2 separate regions of the Homo sapiens genome follow, and region 2 is linked to region 1. A link is a contact called in ENCODE Hi-C or POLR2A ChIA-PET data. All regions are on one chromosome and are shown on one strand. The core of a region is the stretch at or near the end of the contact, and the rest is flanking DNA. Distances in the headings are between cores, read along the strand shown.

Region 1 (5,597 bases), core at 2,371-4,870:
TCACACATTACTCGGTGGTTCTCAATACTGAGCTTGCATCACAATCCCCAGGAGGATGTATTAAAACACAGATTACTGAACCCTCCTTCCCAAGTTTCTGATTCAAGAGGTCTGGAATGGGGCCCAAGAACTGCTTTTTTTTTTTTAATTTTTTAATTTAATTTTAAGTTCCAGGATACATGTGCAGGATGTGCAGGTTTGTTACATAGGTAAACGTGTGCCATGGTGGTTTGCTGCACCTGTCAGCCCATTGATATAGGAGTTAAGAAGAAATCACTTAGGCAGATAGTAAGGGTTATGGGAGTCCACGGTAAGACCTTTTTTTTTTTTTTAATGAAAAGCAGCCCAAAATCATGTTCTAACAGAGTAGCCTGTAAAGTCAAGCTGCAGACATAAATAAGCAAGCTGGGAGCTTGCATGGGTGAATCCTGGCAGGAACTAGGGACTAGACATGTTCAGATGGCAGCTCCATCTTCCCTTCTCTTTGTCAGCCATGTGTACAGTGAGGAGCAGACAGGATGTCCCCAATGAACTGGAAAGCCCATTTGCATAATAAGATTAGGGCGGGGAACCAGCCTTCCCCATGCACTATGTAAACATCGTACCTAATCGAGCCAATCTGTGAGTCCTATGTAAATCAGACACCACGTCCTCAAATCTGACTGTAAAACCTGGCACATTTACCGCTGGCTGGGTCCTTTCCGCTCGGAGACCCCTCTCCCTATAGAGAGAGCTGTTTATCTTCCTTTTCTCTTCTGCCTATTAAACCTCTGCTCCTAAACTCCTCATGTGTGTCTGTGTCCTAAATTTTCCTGGCGCACCACAACGAACCCCAGGATATATACCCCAGGTAACGTAGCCGCTTCACCATTGCCTAAGGTATTAAGCCCAGCATGCATTAGCTATTTATCTTGAGCTCTCCCTTTCCCTCCGCAACCCGCCTCCCTGACAGGCTCCAGTGCGTGAGTTCCCCTCCCTGTGTCCATGTGTGCTCATTGGAGAACTGCTTTTTTAACAAGTTTTCTAGTGATGCTGACATGGCTGGTCCCAGGACCACACTTTGAGGGCCCACTGCGTTACTTGACGGAGCTTCTTTATCTTGCACTGAAGTGAAGACAACAATAAACATTCAGATGCAGTTTTCATCTTTATAAAGATTAGCTCCCAAATGACCCCAGTGTGTATTTGATGACTCACGGCTGTCTGCCTGTTCGACACACACAGAGATAGAAAGGCGGCTGAGTACTTGTCGCGAAGAGCTTGGTTGCCACGGGATTTTATTGGGATGTCATCCTGAGAAGCCTGAGTTAGGCCCTTCACTGGTGGTATCAGAATAAAAAATAGCAACTTTAAAGGAGTTTAGGGAAGGCAATTGAATTTTGATTTTAAATAAAATTCCTGAATTGAAATTCCTTTCCCAAACCACTGTATAATGTTGCTGTGTGAAGAAAAAAAAAAACTTTGCAAATGACTTTCCAAAAGTCATTAAACATGTAAAATGTTGTTCTCCTTTTAACATATATGACTGTCAGTCAACATGGAAACTCCAGCAGATAAAGATTCTCTTCTTTCAGGAATCAGGGAAGTATGCAAACTCTCATGAGCTGATTTTCTTAATTTTTCCACTTACAGGCCAGTCATCACTCACAGACCAAGATCACACCCATACATATTTTTGTCCAACTCTATTCCTCCATCTTTGTCTTCTAGATCTTACCTAGTAAGTCCAGGGAAATCTCTCCTTACTTCCTCTGTTTCAATTCTGAGAGAGAAATTGCCTAATTCATAAGTAAAAGCTAATATATATATCTACCCAGACAGGAAAGCTACACGGTTTTAGATTGAATTAGCCACAAGAATCAAGGCACCAACATCTCAAATTCTTGGAGTTCTTCAAGCTTTACAAAAATCTCTTCTTGTGTTTTTAATACTCAAACATTTACTCAAACATCTTAACGAGAACTAAACACATATTTCTACTCAATATTTTTATCTCCTTTATAATTTTGAACATTCTATCAGCATTCTTCTTACTTGTTTTAGTTACAAATGTTATGATTTCATCTGTATCATAGATTTAATTGATTTTGGAGAGTTGATCTGGAAACCAATTTATAATGTATATTTATAATGTTAATATTATATAATTTTGTATAGATAATCTTATAATTTTATAAATAAGAACATGTATTTTTGCCTCAATACTTACCAGCTAATCCATTTATTGGTCTAAGACTAAATGTCCTTCTATATTCCCTTAAACATATAAAATGTGGGTAACAACAAAGACCTTTTAATGAATACATCCTAGCTAACTCATAGATTATCAATTGAATTGTGTCATGATTATTTACTTTGCAAAAAGATTCTTTGCTTTTCAAAAGAATTAAGTTTCCTTTAAATAGTCACATGTAAAGGCATATTTTAACTCACACACCTGTTCATGCACATAGCTGTTTGCTGAATTAAGTGTAAAAATAAAATGAAGGGGAAATATCTTCACTCTCATTTTAGGCTTGTAGACTCTGCCTCCTCGGAGATACTCCCACTTCCTAACAGAAAGGCCTCAAGCCATTCTACGTGAATGTTAGATTCCACATTAGCAGATGCTGCTCCATACCCTCCCCACAGCCCACAAGAAGTAGCTGGGTGAAATCTAGGGCTAGGGACGCCTGGCGATGCCTTACACAGGTGGTTAGCAGGAGCAAGATGTCCAAAGAACAAACTGTTTCCAAGTCTCCCTTCTGTATCTTCTCATTAGAGGCAAGAGATATATCTTGGGAATCTCTGCCCCATTGGAAACTTTCCTAAACTTAGGACCTATTCCTGCCCCATCCCTCGGCTAGAGTCCCTGTCTCTAATACTAATTGTGGATATTAAGAATGGGGCCTACAAATGGATTATGTCACATTCTCTTCATTTTATGGATTAAATGCTGTCATCTTTTCACATTCCTTAACTGGCCTCTAAAAACAAAATCCAGCCCTGTCCTTTGTAAAGAACTGGATTGGTATTTGTCTCTTAAAGGTGTATATCCCCCATGCTCAGGCTACCTGCCTCTGTGGAAATAAGAGAAGAATTCCCTAACTCACTCATGTTCTGAGAAGACTGCTGGCCAGGGCGGATGTACGTAGTCTCATGCATATGCCACTGTACCCAAAATTGTACCATCAGTGACAGAATGAGCATATATTTCACTGGTGCCCACAACTGGTGGCAGGCACTTGGTAGGTTAGTGGTACGAAGATAACTAAGTTGGTTCTTACCCTCAAATAGCTCAGAGTCTACTGGAGGGCTCCCTCCTTTGGAATGAATTATTGTTCTTTCTCTCTATCTCTCTTAACATGCAACTATTCATTGATATAATTAATAGCATAGCATACCATAAGTTGCACATCAGATCTTTCCTTGCAATCCTAGTGTTTTGGGAAAAGACAACTTTTAAAAAGTCCTCATAAACCACTGAAATGAGTACAATGACCTACACACACCCCAGTTTGATAAAAACTCAATTCTGTTACCCTAAAGACGCACTTCACTACAACCATTGCCTTCCTTCAACCAAGAGCCATTCGTCTGCCATTACTTGAACAGAGCAGCAGATGGCACCAGAAAACTGCAGCATGAGAGGAACTGCACAAGCATTCTCGGCTTCCAACGTTCCCTTCCTTCTCAGGGAGTCAGCATTTCACATAACAGTGCCTCAAATTTGTCCTCAGGGGTATTATTTTCCTCAGAGAAGAGCTGGAGAAATAAACTGATATTCTAGTAAGAGAAGCACCCACCATCGTCATTGTCAACAGTGAGATTTGGTGCAAGGGCGAGCCATATTGCTTCCGGGTAACTCCATGACTTTCCAAGTGAGTAATCTTAAGAAACTCCGTGTTCTCATTTCCTCATCTACTAGAGGAATTAGAGTCAGAATTTCATCTAGCACCCTGAGAGGAACACATGAGAACCAAATGCCGTGCTGGATTTGAAAGGTTTTTGTAAACTGTGATAGGTTATTTATTAATTACCAGTAGCACACATTTCCCTCTGAGATCAGAGTGCATCTGGCGTGACACAAGCTGAGGCGGAAAAGCATTTTCTCTGCAGAAGCATGAGGTGCTCAGCCTGGGAATGCGGTGTTTCCACCATGCTGGGCCAACACACTCAATAGCATACAGTGAGGGAACAGAAGTGCTATTCAGCTTCTGGATACCAGGGATTTGCCCTCCCAGCTCTCTGGTTAACATTTCACCCCTTCCTCAATTCCAGTCTCAGGCAGACACCCTGGGACACTCATTCCCTGTCCTCTCAGCAAATCCCAGTGAAACTAAAACCTAAGCAAAGTGATGAAGAAGAGTCTCTAAAGTCCTCTGTTCCACATCCTGATTTCAATTTTCCCTTTCCAGATAATTCTGTGTCATCACTTTTACCCAGGCTGCCCCTGTCAGTAGGAAAATGAACAGGAAAAGGAACAGATAGCTTAACATGTTACCCCTTCAAGAAATATCTATATTTTAAATGAGAATTGTGGTGAAAGAACCATGTTTCATCCAAAGGAAAAAGTCTCTAACAGTCAAATGGGAGCCCCTGTAGGCAGAGAGAGTTTTTAAGTCACCAGCTCCTCCCACTAAAAAAGTCATCTCTCATAGATTTTAACTTAAGGCCCAGATAGCTTTTCCCCCTTTCTGTCCCCCAATTTCTTCCCTCTGGTCTATATAACTGATCACACTCTGTGAAAAGTATCCACTCTGCTCTTTTTTCCCTCTATGCCTGTCAGCAGCCGCATCTTTGTTTTTTCAGACAGAGTCTTACTCTGTCGCCCAGGCTGGAGTGCAGTGGCACAATCTCAGCTCATTGCAACCTCTGCCTCCTGGGTTCAAGTGATTCTCCTGCCTCAGCTTCCCAAGTAGGTGGGATTACAGGCGCCCGCCACCATGCCCAGCTAATTTTTGTATTTTTAGTAGAGACGGGGTTTCACCATGTTGACCAGGCTGGTTTCAAACTCCTGACCTCATGTGATCCACCCGCCTCAGCCTCCCAAAGTGCTAGGATTACAGGCGTGAGTCACCGCGCCTGGCCAGCAGCCGCCTTTTTAAATTTTCTGAACTTGTGCTCGCTTCCACAGCACATATACTACATTTTCTGACCTTTAACTCCCTGTTGAAGTTCTTCTCCCACCACATATACATGTGCTCAATAGAAATCAAGCTAACCTCCATGTAATCACCAAATCTTAACAATAATATTTTAACTCTGTGTAATACTTTATAATTGACAGAGTGTTTCCATTCAACAGGTAAACAGGGGAATGGGAGGGGATGACATGTCGGAAATGGCCTGAGGTCCCAGGGCTAACCAGAAGCAGGATTCAGACTTCAATGCAGACCTCTGTCTCTCAGTGGTCCAAAGACCATTCCCTTCTAACACTAAGAGCTTTCCAGAAGCTGTGGAAAAGGAGCCCTGAAGAACAAAATGGTAGTGCCAGGGGGGTGCCCTGATGTCCCACACCTGCACCTCCAGGCCTGCAGACCTTCCATGGGGACCAAAGGTAACCATATCTACAGCCAGCATTGGTCATCTCGCTGCTGGCAACAGGGGAATGAGGA
Region 2 (5,354 bases), core at 375-2,874, 290 kb after region 1:
GAAGGATGGAGTCTCAGGATCACAGGTTGGAATTCTCAACAGGGTTCTCCACAAAACAGTGATACAAGGTTATGTTTCACATTCACTCAATTTAAAATACAGCAGTCCCCTCTTCCCCGCCAGGAATATGTTCCATGACCCGCAGGGGATGCCTGAAACCATGGATAGGACCAATACTATACACACTATGTTTTTTCCTATTCATACCTATGATAAAGTTTCATTTATACATTAGGTACAGAGATTAATGACAATAATAAAATAGAACAATTATAACGCTATACTGAAATAAAAGGTATGTGAACATGGCTCTGATAACAGAGATGACTCCTGAGTGACTAATGGACAGGCAATGTCTACAGTGTGGAGGTACTGGACACGCTCTTCAGAACGGTGCATGACTGAAAACTTATGAATCTATTTCTGGAATTTTCCATCAAATATTTTCAGACCTTGGTTGACCACAGTAACTGAAACCATGAAAGCAAAGCCTCGAGTAAGAGAGAGCGACTGTAATTTGTCAGCTGGCCTCCAACAAGCAACACGATAAACAATATTTCTATAGAAACGGTAAGCTAAGTTCCAAACAACTAATGTAAAAAACAAACTTCTGAACAAAAACCCCAAGCAAGGGATTGCATCATTAGATAGATCCTCTCATATAAAATTAGCAACAAGGCTGGCCATACAGTGGCTCACACCTGTAATCCCAGCACTTTAGGAGGCCGAGGTAGGCGGATCACTTGAGGTCAGGAGTTCAAGACCAGCCAGGCAAACATGGTGAAACCCTGTCTCTACCAAAAATACAAAAATTAGCTGGGTGTGGTGGAGCACACCCATAATCCCAGCCTACTCGGGAGGCTGAGGCAGGAGAATCGCTTGAACCCGGGAGGTGGAGGTTGCAGTGAGCCAAGATTGTGCCACTGCACTCCAGCCTGGGCGAAAGAGTGAGACTCTGTCTCAAAAATAAATAAATTAAAATGAAATAAAATAAGCAACATATCTGAATGCCCCTTTCTCTTTAACTTACATAACTTTTGAGTCATTTCACTTCTATTTCTGCTCCTTTATTTCAAAAAGATATAAGCCATGGCCATTTACAAATCTCCAGAGATGGTGAGATTTAGTACACTGGCAAACAAAGTATCCTGAGCTCCGTGGAGAAAAGAGACTATCTGCATGTGTGCGATATTAAAAAAAGCTGGCCAAGGCTCCTCTTAAAAGGAAAGCTGTAGTCAAAGCTTCTAGGGCTTCAGTAAATATAGAATCCACGTAGAAAATACCGAGCCTTTTATATCCTTACAAAAAAAAAAAAAAAGGGAAGTGTGTATGATGTGAGAAGAAAAAAAGGAAGGAAGACAATTGTGTAAAAAAAGGTACAGGGCACTGTTACAGGCAGAACCGTGTCTCCCTCAAATTCCCATGTGGACACCCTAACCCTCAGTGCCTCAGAATGTGACTGTATTTCGTCGCATGGTCTCCAATGGGTAATTACTTTAAAGTGAGGTCGCCGGGGTGAGCCTTAATCTAATCTGATTTGTGTCCTCATAAGAAGAGGAGATGAGGACACAGACACACACAGAGGGAAGCCCATGTGAGGACACAGGGAGAAGACAGCATCTACCAGCCAAACAGAGAGGACCCAGGAGAAACCAACCCTGCCGACACCTCGATCTCAGGCTTCCAGCCTCCAGAACTGTGAGGAATAAGTTTCTGTTGTCTAAGGCAGCCAGTCTGCGGTACTCTGTGATGACAGCCCTCACAGACTAATCTCAGTGCTGAGGTGGGCAGTGGGACTCTGAAAGAAAGAAGACTGTGGCCTCTGCCTTCCTTCCTGTGATTCTCAGTGACGCTGGCTGCTTGGGCTTCACACCTGCTCTGGATAGCAAGCACGGCTTGCCCCTTTCAAGGAGGGCTTCCTCTCTCTCACCTGCTCCTTGAACAGCTCCCGGAGCGTGGCCATGCACTGCTGCAGCACCTGTTTGTCATCCAGGGTCCTCACGGATGCGACAGCCTCCCCGGCAATCACAGACATCAGCACGCTGTGCTTCTTCTGGAGACATGAAAGGAAAAGCAGGAGGTCTGTGAGTGCTCAGCTCCCACAGATAAGGGCCTCTTTTTTTTGTTTTTTGTTTTGTTTTGTTTTAAATGAGACAGAGTTTTGCTCTGTCACCCAGGCTGGAGTGCAATGGTGCAATCTTGGCTCACTGCAACCTCTGCCTCCCAGGTTCAAGTGATTCTCCTGCCTCAGCCTCCAGAGTAGCTGGGATTACAGGCGTCTGCCACCATGCCCGGCTAACTTTTGTATTTTTAGTAGAGACAGGGTTTCACCATGTTGGCCAGACTGGTCTCAAACTCCTGACCTCAGGTGATCCACCCACCTCGGCCTCCCAAAGTGCTGGGATTACAGGCGTGAGCCACTGTACCCGGCCAAGAGCCTCACTCTCACAAGTTAAATGTCACTATTTCTGGCTGTCCCTTATCCGCACGTCACTCGCCAGTCCATTTTCCTCGCAAACACTCATTATTCATCCATCCACTCTATTGCTTCCTGCTGGAAAAGAAAAACACTAAGAAATGTAAATAGCAACTTTAAGGTTCCCTTGGCTGTTCACTAATTAAAGCTTGCTTCGGAAGAAGTAGAAAGAGATGGAGAAGGAAAATCTGCAGATAAAACAATGAAAAATAAAAAAACCTCAAATGGTAAAGAAAATCTGCCCTCGGCTCCTATGTGAAACCTTTTAAGACAAAGTTTCTTGAAACTGAAAGTCAGAAACAGCCATGATTCTTTCGTGTGGCAGTGACATGACGGCAGAGAAAGTGACCACCCCCGTCCAGCTCTGGGTATGCCATTCTCCTCTCTCCTTCCTTCCCTCAGCTCTCACATCTGCTGACACTCACACCCTCCCTCACCAATCATACACCCTTTCCCAGCTCCCTAGAGGACCCTCAGAGAGGAAGTTTCAAGCACCACTCATTGACTCTGATGTCTCCAACTTCACCTAAGAGGAATTCCCCCATAGCCTGAAATGACAGTTTCCACAAGCATCCAATTCATGTCCCAGGGAGCAACATGAGGACTTTAAGAAGACATGGCAAATACTGGGGCTCCTTTCCTATAGGAAAATGTCCAGTCCAAGTGTCCTCCCAGAATATAAACATAGACCCAGGGTCTCCATGATGTTCGTTAGTTCCTGAGCTTGATAGGTGAGTAATTATCACATCAAATTCTAAACTTTAAGACGGAAATTCAAACCACAGTTCACGAATGATTTTACCTGGGGATCCATGTCATAGAACACGGCAAAAAGCCCTCGCTTGCTGGCACTGGGAGGAACGTGACCAAAAAAGTCAGCCCCTTGTACTTTACTGTCCCAAAATCTATACGGAAATTGCAAGGCAATCTGCAAAGTGAGCAGAAGAAAGGTGGTTAGGTGTCTGTCGTCACAAAACCACAGGCAATATCTAAGCAGCAACCTGTAGCTCTACTCTAAAACAAAGACACTGCCCGAAAGAACAACCCCAAATACCGCTCTTTCCATTCTCCTCACCTCCTTTTTTCCCCCTGTGAACTCCTTGGTTGTTTTTTGTTTTGTTTTGTTTTTTGGGTTTTTTTTTTTTTTGAGACGGAGTTTCGCTCTTGTTGCCCAGCTGGGAGTGCAATGGAGCGATCTTGGCTCACTGCAGCCTCCACTTTCCGGTTTCGAGTGATTCTCCTGCCTCAGCATCCCAAGTAGCTGGGATTACAGGTGCACACCACCACGCCCAGCGAATTTTGTATTTTTAGTAGAGATGAGGTTTCACCATGTTGGTCAGGCTGGTCTTGAACTCCTGACCTCAGGTAATCCATCCTCCTCAGCCTTCCAAAGTGCTGGGATTACAGGCATGAGCCACTGTGCCCAGCCCAGCTCCTTGCTTTTGATGCCACTCAGTTCCATTCCCATGGATAATGGAACCCACTGGCAACCTAGAAGCTAGTCTGAAGATGCCCAGCATTCCTAAGACTCACTCCTGGGCGTATGTCCCTAAGTTAAACTCTCACTACTCATAGGTCTGTCAGAATCTGCTGCAGCACTGGCCCATTCTGCTACAGGAGATATTAAAGGCAGGAGAAATAAACCTCTGTCCTCACTGGGGCCAATGAGTGGAAAGCAGACAAGAAAGAAAGCAGAAGGGGGGAAAAAAGGGGATAAAAGAATTGCTTATACCAAATTCAAATTGTGAATAACAAGATTCTTTCTCCTAAAGTCAAAACTCACAGACCTCAGCCAGCTCTCCTCCTTTCGTTTTGATAATATTCTTCTGTGTTCTTCACGAACAATTACTCAAATGAAAAGGAAATCCTTGAGTTTTATTTGTATTTAGATAGTACCCACTACTTCTCCATATCAGAAGTTAACATCTATCATCTGACATTAATCTCTTTCTTGCTGAGGATGAGGTCATTTCAGTCACCTTTTCAATGATGCCTGCGCCTAAGCTGTTGATAGCCTTCATCTTCTTCTCTGACAACGGTGGATTAAACTGAATGGCACCTTTCTGTAGTAAAGCCAGTGGTACAGTGACTAATACCTGTGGAAAATAATTAACAGTTAACAAACAAACAGCAACAGAACCTCACACTACCACTACACTGGTATCAACAACCCATGCTGTTATACTGGCAAGAACAAGGGCTGCCATGTGCAACTGTGCAGGTTGCTCACTGCACAAGGGTGCCAATGCCTGGCTAAGCAGAAGTGGCAACCACAGGGAAGAGTGGGCAAAAAACGTCCTGATGGTGAATAATCATCTTAGATAAGAAGAGTCAGCAGAGGCCAGGTGCGGTGGCTCATGCCTGTAATCCCAGCACTTTGAGAGGCCGAGGCGGGTGGATCACCTGAGGTCAGGAGTTCAAGACCAGCCTGGCCAACATGGTGAAACCCTGTCTCTACAAAAATACAAAAATTAGCCAGGTGTGGTGGCAGGTGCCTGTAGTGCCAGATACTTGGGAAGCTGAGGCAGGAGAATCTCTTGAACCTGGAAGGCGGAGTTTGCAGTGAGCCGAGATCACGCCACTACACTCCAGCCTGGGCAACAGAGCGAGACTGTCTCAAAAAAAAAAAAAAAACAAAACCCCGAAAAGCAGTACTTGAGGAGGAAAGAGCCCTAACTATGGAGTCAGGAGAACTTTATGCATCATTCCTAATACATTCTACTGTGTGGCCAAGCCTGCCACTCATCTCTGCCATACATCTATAAAATGAAGGTAGTATCTGCCCCACTAACCTCTGAGAATCAGGGTGATGCTTTAAAACTAAAATTTACAAGATACATCAATATGCTTCATAAGTAGTGAAACACATCACAAACAT

Evidence for each region. Hi-C counts contacts between places; a loop is a spot of excess contacts on that map. ChIA-PET counts read pairs that join two places held with the same protein, here RNA polymerase II (POLR2A). Pooled maps may share reads with other maps.
Region 2: a loop to region 1 is called in a map of OCI-LY7, with 2.9 times the contacts of the local background. The contact joins two enhancer-like sites. A Hi-C loop is called at or near these places in 1 of 168 maps with a recorded cell type or tissue (OCI-LY7), 1 of 37 single-sample maps with no recorded cell type and 5 of 50 pooled maps. POLR2A ChIA-PET finds 5 or more read pairs at or near these places in 1 of 52 experiments (WTC11).

What each region holds. Positions count from the first base shown.
Region 1 is chr6:18,502,179-18,507,775 of GRCh38, reverse strand. All of the region lies in intron 2 of LOC105374955 (a long non-coding RNA gene), which reads right to left. Among named protein-coding and RNA genes, the nearest start is that of MIR548A1HG, 18 kb to the left of the region's middle. Within about 2 kb of position 3,620, at least 17 of the 41 ENCODE cell types and tissues checked have a DNase peak (open chromatin) inside an H3K27ac peak, as active enhancers do.
Region 2 is chr6:18,211,706-18,217,059 of GRCh38, reverse strand. KDM1B (lysine demethylase 1B) reads right to left here. Exons shown (of 22, transcript NM_001364614.2): 18 at 4,456-4,572; 19 at 3,279-3,404; 20 at 1,931-2,053. Among named protein-coding and RNA genes, the nearest start is that of DEK, 50 kb to the left of the region's middle. RefSeq lists enhancers at 1,618-1,737, 5,345-5,354 and a silencer at 1,948-1,997. Within about 2 kb of position 1,624, at least 5 of the 41 ENCODE cell types and tissues checked have a DNase peak (open chromatin) inside an H3K27ac peak, as active enhancers do.